Regions from separate parts of the Mus musculus genome. Here regions 1 and 2 are each linked to region 3. The links are chromatin loops, found by intact Hi-C in ENCODE. Cell type or tissue: left cerebral cortex. All regions are shown on one strand.

Region 1 (2,500 bases), 76 kb after region 3:
AGCAGTTAAGAGCACTGACTGCTCTGCCAAAGATCCTGAGTTCAAATCCCAGCAACGACATGGTGGCTCACAACCATCCGTAATGAGATCTGTTGCCCTCTTCTGGTGTGTCTGAAGACAGCTACAGTGTACTTACATATAATAAATAAATCTTTAAAACAAAAAAAAGAATATAATCCTATGATAACAGAATGGGGGTAAGGAATTTTGAGACAGTCTCTGTGAGACTCTACTTGGCAATTACAGAAAGTTGCTAAGTTGGTTTGAAACTCCTGTGTTTAAATGACCCTGTCTCAGATTAAAAAAAAAAAAGAAAAAAAAAAGCTATGGTTACCGGGCAAGCAACCTCCCCAGGGTATAGCCAACACTTCCTTCCTGCACCTGTGTGAAATGCACAGGACGGTTTAACTTACCTGAGAAGTGAACAGGGAAGAAATGTGATCTAAACTATAGCGATTATTCTCAGTGCTCACCAACTGGAAAACGCAGAACTGTTGAAAAGCAAGTTAACAGATCATTACTTCATACAATCACCATGTTATTCTTCTAAGGAGAGAATTCACAATCCTCCTGTCTCTGAGTGCTGCAAATACAGGTGTGTGCCACCAAGCTTAACTAAAATATAACAGTTTCCATCTTAACCATTTTTAAGAATGCAGTTTATAGGGGGCTGAAGAGATGGCTCAGCTGTTAAGAGTACTAACTGGTCTTCCAGAGGTCCTGAGTTCAATTCCCAGCAACTTCACAACCATCTGTAATGGGATCTGATGCCCTCTTCTGGTGTGTCTGAAGACAGCTACAGTATACTCATATACATAAATTAAATAAATCAATCGTAAAAAAAAGATGCAGTTTATATATATGACATTGCTGTGCTACCCATATGCAGGACGCTGCATTTTGTAAAATTGAAACTTTACTCCCATCAAAAACTTCCCACACACGTGTGCAAATTTAAAATACATAATATACAAAATATAAATACTATGTATAAATTATATATAAACATATAAAAGTATTTTTCGTAAATGACAGTTGAAGTCTAGGTTTAGTTCAGTGGTAGAGTCACTGACTTAAGTGTGCAAGGCCTTGGATTCAATCCCTTACACTAGATGAAAAGACTAAACAAAAACAAAGAAATTAAGGCACAAGATACTTATAAATAATATTTTGACAATTTTTACTAAAGAAAATTCACTGTGTACTGACAATGCAATGTCCTGTGTGTCATAAGTAGGCAAGTACTCACAGTAAGTTAAAATCTTTTTACATTTATTTAGTGTATGTATGAGGATTCAAGTGTGTGTGGAGGACAACCTGCAGGAATTGGTTCTAGGAACCGAGCTCAGGCTGTCAGGCATGGATGCAAACACTGGGACCCACTTAGTCATCTTGTCACCACCCTCCTTTAGCCGCTTTTTAAAAAAAGTTTTTTTTTGAGACAAGACCTATTGATATAGCTTTGGTTGTCTTGGAACTATGCAGGCCAGGCTGGCCTCAAACTCAGATTGGCCTGTCCTTGCCTTCCAAGTGCTGGGATGAGAAGCATGTGCCACCATGCCTAGCTTTAAAAAATGTTATTTTTAGAAAGAGAAAATTATAATTTTTTCCGCCAGTAGTGGGGATATAAACCTAGGACTTTACCCATTGTAGGTAGTTTTACCACTAAGTTATAGTCCCAGTGTCACAAGCAAGCTATAAGGGAAAAAAGTAAACACTGGCTTGTCTTCTGAGAAAAAGAGGTGTATGAAATATGTAGGGGGGCTGGGGATGGCTTAGCAGATAAGAAGACTTACGGAAACTGGGTCCCATCCCTTGTACCAGACAGCTCGCTAACTTCAGCTCCAAGGAACCTGACATCTTCTAGACTCTATGTCACCTGTCCACATGTGTGTGCATACTCACACAAACACATATGGACACACAAAAATAAATCTTAACAAATAAAAATAAAAGGTCTATGTAGGGGATGAAGGTATAGTTCAGTGACAGTGCAAATGTGTTTGTATGAAGACCAAAATTAAAAAAATGTTGCACACTTTTAATCCCAGCACTTGGATCTCTAAGTTCCAGTTCAGCCAGTGAAACTACAGAGTCTGTCTCAAAAAACAACAAACAAACAAAAACCACAATAGAACTTAAAGCCACAATAACTCCCTAAAGAATTAGAATTCACCAATTTACTGTGGTATCTGTTATAGTAAAAATAAATGTTTTATTAAAAAAACTATCTATCCTGTTATATATTTATCCTGTTAAAAATTTATCCTGTTATATATCTATCATTACAAAAGTATATACTAAGTAGCAAAGTAAAATGTGTACTGTTGAATGTAGCCCAAACAAAACAACAAAATCCAGAAAATTCCAGTTGAGTGCATGAGTTTCTCAAATGACTTGTGACAAAAAGTGAGTTTATTCCACTTTTTTCCTTCTGGACAGTCTTATGATGTCCCTCAGTGTGGCCTTAAAACCATGGCAATCCTCTTGCTTCAGCCTC
Region 2 (2,500 bases), 68 kb after region 3:
ATTAAAAGAAGCATCTGTAATTAGATAGAAAGGATCCCTTTTCTATAGCATATGTACTTAAGACTTTCCAGCTTAAAAAAAAAAAAAAAAAAACTTCAGTGACTAAGGTAAACTCATCAAGACAGGTCACAGTGGTAATTTTATCAATCAACTGAAATAAAATATAAGGTTCATATAGGAAGGGGGTCAATTAGATAGAAAAATTATTACCATCTGATATGGTCGTCTCATCCTCTGTCAAAAGGTGCTCATCGGGCAGGAGATATAAATGATCTACTAAGGAAGATGGCACCAGGAAAGACAGATACCCCTGCAAGTACAAACCTTTCAGTTATTTTCTTTTAAATAATTCAAAAAGAAACTCATAATCCATAATGTATCACAACAAATTGTGCTATGTAGAATATGTACACATAATTTTCCATGTCATTTTTAACACTTGAAAGGGGTTAGGGGATGTAGTTCAGTGGTAAAGGGCTTACCTAATACATGCAGGCCTTAGGTTTGACTCTCAGCAGAGACACAGAAAGAAAGAACAATATTGTGAGCTAAGCCTTCCATTTTTTACCCGTGTCTGTGTTCATCTGAGTGGTGATGTGTATGTGTGTATGCCTACAGGATAATCTTGCTTGTCATTCTCAGGAATGCAGTGTTTCTCACTGGCCTGGAAACCACGAATTAGGGTAGGCTGACTAGCAAGCCGTCTCTGTCTCCTCATCACTGCGACCACAGCATGCACAACTATAGCTGGCATTTCCTCATGGGTGCTAGGGTCTTTCTGCTTGTACGGCAAAGACTTTACAGACTGAACTTAAAATCTACAGAATGTACTTAGACACTGAATGGTGAGGAAACAACAAATTTAAATCAAAAGACAATATAAAAAAGATGGGGGTTGGAGCGATGGCTCAGTGGTTAAGAACACTGGCTGATCTTCCAAAGGTCCTGAGTTCACTTCCCGGCAACCACATGGTGGCTCACGACCAACTGTAATGAGATCCGATGCCCTCTTCTAGTGTGTCCAAAGACAGCAACAATGTACTCACATACATAAAATAAATAAATAAATCTTAAAAAAAAAAAAAAAAAAAAGATGTAGTCTTAAGGTAGCAAGGAAATGGCCAGAAGAGGGTGCTTCACCCCCTATAGCTAGAGTTACAAGTAATCACCACTTGCCATGAATGCTAGAAATTGAATCAGGTTACTCTGTAGAAGTAGCGAGCACTATTAATCATTAAGCCATGTCTCCAGTTCCAGTATCTGTGTTAATGTGTGCTGAAATATTTACCGATATCAAGGCATCAGTGACTCAGGATAAAAAAATGAAGAAAAAGAACAAGAGGAGGAGGAAAAAGAGGAAGAAAACAAAAACAATGCAGAAAAGCAAACTGGGGTTGGAGATACAGTTCAGCGCATTATGTGTGCTTATTAGCATGAATAGGCTCAGATTCAATCCCTGGCACTAAGATCTACCCAGCTACCAACCAACCCTCTCACCAAAATTGAAGCCAACAATGAGTATGGGTGAAGGAAATACTGAAATTCTTGTGTTATCACCATTGTTGTTTTTGTTTGTTGAAGCAGAGGCTGACCTGGGATCCTAAGGGCATTCCCATGTAGTCTCTTAAATATTAGGATATACAGGCCTGAGCCATCGTGCTGTTTTTGTAATTTCAAAGTGCATCAATATAGTCTCATTGAACTTTGCAGAGGAGCTCTGAATGCTCCAGTTCCCTTACCTTCTTGAGAAGGCACACCATGTTTGTGACAGGATTCAAATGTAGAGCAAGAGGGTGGGAGAGGGCTTCCTGATACTGGAGAACGCAGGCATAGAACTTGCACCAGAATTCCTGTTGTAAAGTGCGGAATTCATCCTGGGAGAATTCATACTCCGTCACACTTCCTTGGAGCTGACAAACAGAGAAAAGTGAAACTTTTTGGGGTTTTTTCTCTACAAAATATTCCTTATGCATGAAATCCTATGGGATATGTAAATACCTATCAAACTCCCTGATGAAAAGGCTTAAGCATTTCTACTTTCTACTACCATGATAAAAATGATCAAGTCTGACAGTTCAACTAGACAGACAACATTATCATTCCCACTCTCTCCCACATCTCACCTCATTTTCAACAGCTAAAGTAATTTCCTTTTTTAGTTCATTCCATGAAAGATCCAAGTTCCTCTCGGTACCTCGGCAGAAAATCTAAAATTAAAAGGAATATTTTAGAATATTATAAAATACTCACACTGAAGGAAGTCTGGCCTAAAAGGCCCTAAGGCAATATGTAACTACAGAGCAACCTCAGAAATGTCAGGAGTCCCTCCTCTCTAATTCTGCACAGATGATTTCTAACAGCAATAACAAAGTACAGAACCAGAATAACTTCCAGAAATCTGAATCCAAGAGAATTATAATGAAGTACATAGATCATTAAAAAAATCAATTAAAATCAAAATAACTATTGCCCATTTGGAGAGAAGGGCCTACGGGATGTC
Region 3 (2,500 bases):
TGTATATGGTGCAAGCATGACAATCTGAGTTCAATCAGTACCAACCATGTTTTACAAACAACAAACAATCTGGATGTGGCCACAGTCTACCCACCACTTGGGAGGCAGAGTAGATGAATCCTGAGTTGGAGGACAGCCTGGCCCATATAGCAAGTACCAGATCACTGACACAGTGAGACCCTGTCTTAAAAAGTGAGAGAGGCATGTGTGGTGCCTGCTTGGAATTTCAGCAGAATTGAAGCACAGAAGGTGGACCACGTCCAGATCAGTAAACTTAACCTCATCAAGCAATTCCAGGTCTCAGTGAGAGAGCCTTTCAAAAAGCGTGTCTGGCTTCAGGAGTGAGATATAAAGCTGGTAGGTCTCTGCTTGGGCATTCTCAGATGGGGGGCGGGGGGGGGGGTGTCGGATCATAAAACCATTACAATTCCCCTAGGACTATCTTAAATGGGAAGTTTTACCCATTTCTGATCAGATTATCTAAAAATACCACTGACAAACTTAAATCCCATTGACTGCTAGAATAGATTCTACTTCTATAGCTTTTCTGCCTATCATTTTGATTTATACTTAATACTTAGAAGACTAGTGAAAGTCAGAAATGAGGCCAAAATATCAAGTTGTATAAAATGAAAAACCATCCTCATTTTTACTTCACAGATCTGGAAATTCCAAAACTTAGTCCTCGCATAGCCATTCCTGTCTTTCTCTGTTACATGAAAGAAGTATGGTTATCTTTTTTTTTTTTTTCCATTTTAAAATTTTTTATGAGTTCACATGAGAGGAGGGCATCGGATTCTATTACCGATGGTTGTGAGCCACCATGTGGCTGTTGGGAACTGAACTCAGGACCTGTGAGAGAGCATCCAGTGCTCTTAACCACTGAGCCATCTCTCCAGCCCTATGAATTATTTTTGTTTGATACATAAAATTTGTACTTACTAACAGAGTACACAAAACATGTATTAATTAATATTCAGTGCATGAAATATTTTAAGATCAAAAGGTAGCATTTTATTTTTTTACTTTGATGGCAGACTGATACATTGACTTAATTCCTTTTAGCAAACTCGTGTGTTGTCACAGTTTAAGTTGGACTTCAATTAGCATGTTATTCCTATGCTATAAGTTGTCCTATAATAAAAAAACTGATGTTCTTTTCTCTAAAGCTATTGTTCTACTAGAACAGAATAAACTGTCTTACCTGTCGGGTTCTCAGAGGATTCTGTAGAGTTTGGATCAGTGCAGGTTTTGTCCTTCACGGTCAGCTTAGGCAGACTCTCATCTCTAACTTCCTTTGTTTGGCTTTCTTCCTCCTCCTCACCATCTGGGAATTCCCATTGAGACTCGCCCGACTGTTCGTTTACATAGAAATATCGTCTATGATCCCTAAATCACAAGAAAGAAAACCCATGTTTTAAAATCTGTTCTCCTACAGAGACACTTCCACTGGGTCCTGTCCCAGGACAGCAAGCAGTCTGCTCTCACAGGGACGAACCTCTTCTTATGGACTGCTATTCACAAAGGCCACAAAGAGCTTTGACAATTGTGGATGGAGAACCCAGGATAACTCAAAGCTATTTGCACTGCCAGCAGCTCTGTGAATACAGCCCTTAGCCCTCTCCAACAGATGACTTAGAAATCATTTGTTTTGTTTGTTTGGTCTTTTTTTTTTGCCAATGTAAAACCGGGTTTCAAGTGTCATTAATGAAGGGACTCAGTTGCCTAGAACACTAATTTCCCTTCCAAAGAAGAGAACATCGAAGTGAAAGGTGACTCTTCCCCTCTTGGACCGTGGAATTCATTTCAAATTCTTGATATCAAACACAGTGAAAGCTAAAGAGAGGGAGAGGATCTGGGAGCTGAAAAATAAAAGAGCAAAGATTTCAAATAACGAAAAAAAAAAAATCAAGAAAAGCCAAATATAAAAAGAAATGTTTTCATCTGACCTGCTGGCAGAGGATAGTAATCTTGTTCTTCATTCACTTCTGCAGTCACGAAGTTTTCCTTAACTTCACCGAGGTTAATCAGGAGTAGTTGCTTCCAGAGGTCCTGTAAAGCGCACAGAGCTCTCGCATGCGCTTAACCCCCAAGCCCGCCCTACTCCGTGCAACACTCTGGAGAGTAAAAACCGGCTTTGTCCAATCTTGGGAAAAAATCTGTTACATGGAACACTTTTAAACACTGCTTTTTGTTTTCCGAATGTGTGGCTGGCCAAGATCTGCTTGCAGGCTTTGCCTGCCCAGCACCATAACTGCAGCTGCCCAGTCTCCAGCCAGGCTGTCATGGCGTCGGTGGTGGTGATCACAAATCATGTCTGAGATGTCAAAGGTGAAAGGTAAGAAGGGGAGAAGAGTGCGTACCTGTCCCAGTGGCAGGACCAGCCTTTAGGAGTGGCGTTTATTTCATACTGTTTTAGCTGTTCTGCAGCATCCTGAAGCTTTCGTTTTAGGTAATTTCCATTGAGAGCCCCTTCCCGCCAGTCTGCAATTCGAGTCTA

What was found. Hi-C counts contacts between places; a loop is a spot of excess contacts. Peaks named below come from ENCODE experiments on the same cell type or tissue, not always from the same donor. Only the 100,000 strongest peaks of a DNase experiment are listed, where the experiment ranks them.
Region 1: a loop joins it to region 3, with 4 times the contacts of the local background. A loop is called at or near these places in 18 of 42 quality-filtered maps.
Region 2: it touches region 3 in a loop (2.6-fold over the local background); 19 of 42 quality-filtered maps call a loop at or near these places.

Annotation. Positions count from the first base shown.
Region 1 is chr2:90,691,044-90,693,543 of GRCm38, reverse strand. It overlaps Nup160 (nucleoporin 160), which reads right to left. Exons shown (of 37, transcript NM_021512.2): 9 at 414-491. Among named protein-coding and RNA genes, the nearest start is that of Nup160, 15 kb to the right of the region's middle. In left cerebral cortex, no CTCF peak of the experiment used is centred here; no DNase peak of the experiment used is centred here.
Region 2 is chr2:90,699,823-90,702,322 of GRCm38, reverse strand. It overlaps Nup160 (nucleoporin 160), which reads right to left. Exons shown (of 37, transcript NM_021512.2): 13 at 2,124-2,207; 14 at 1,740-1,910; 15 at 211-310. Among named protein-coding and RNA genes, the nearest start is that of Nup160, 24 kb to the right of the region's middle. In left cerebral cortex, a CTCF peak has its summit at 1,126 (motif pointing right); no DNase peak of the experiment used is centred here.
Region 3 is chr2:90,767,405-90,769,904 of GRCm38, reverse strand. It overlaps Fnbp4 (formin binding protein 4), which reads right to left. Exons shown (of 17, transcript NM_018828.3): 11 at 2,364-2,497; 12 at 1,205-1,389. Among named protein-coding and RNA genes, the nearest start is that of Agbl2, 14 kb to the left of the region's middle. In left cerebral cortex, no CTCF peak of the experiment used is centred here; a DNase peak (open chromatin) is centred at 1,343.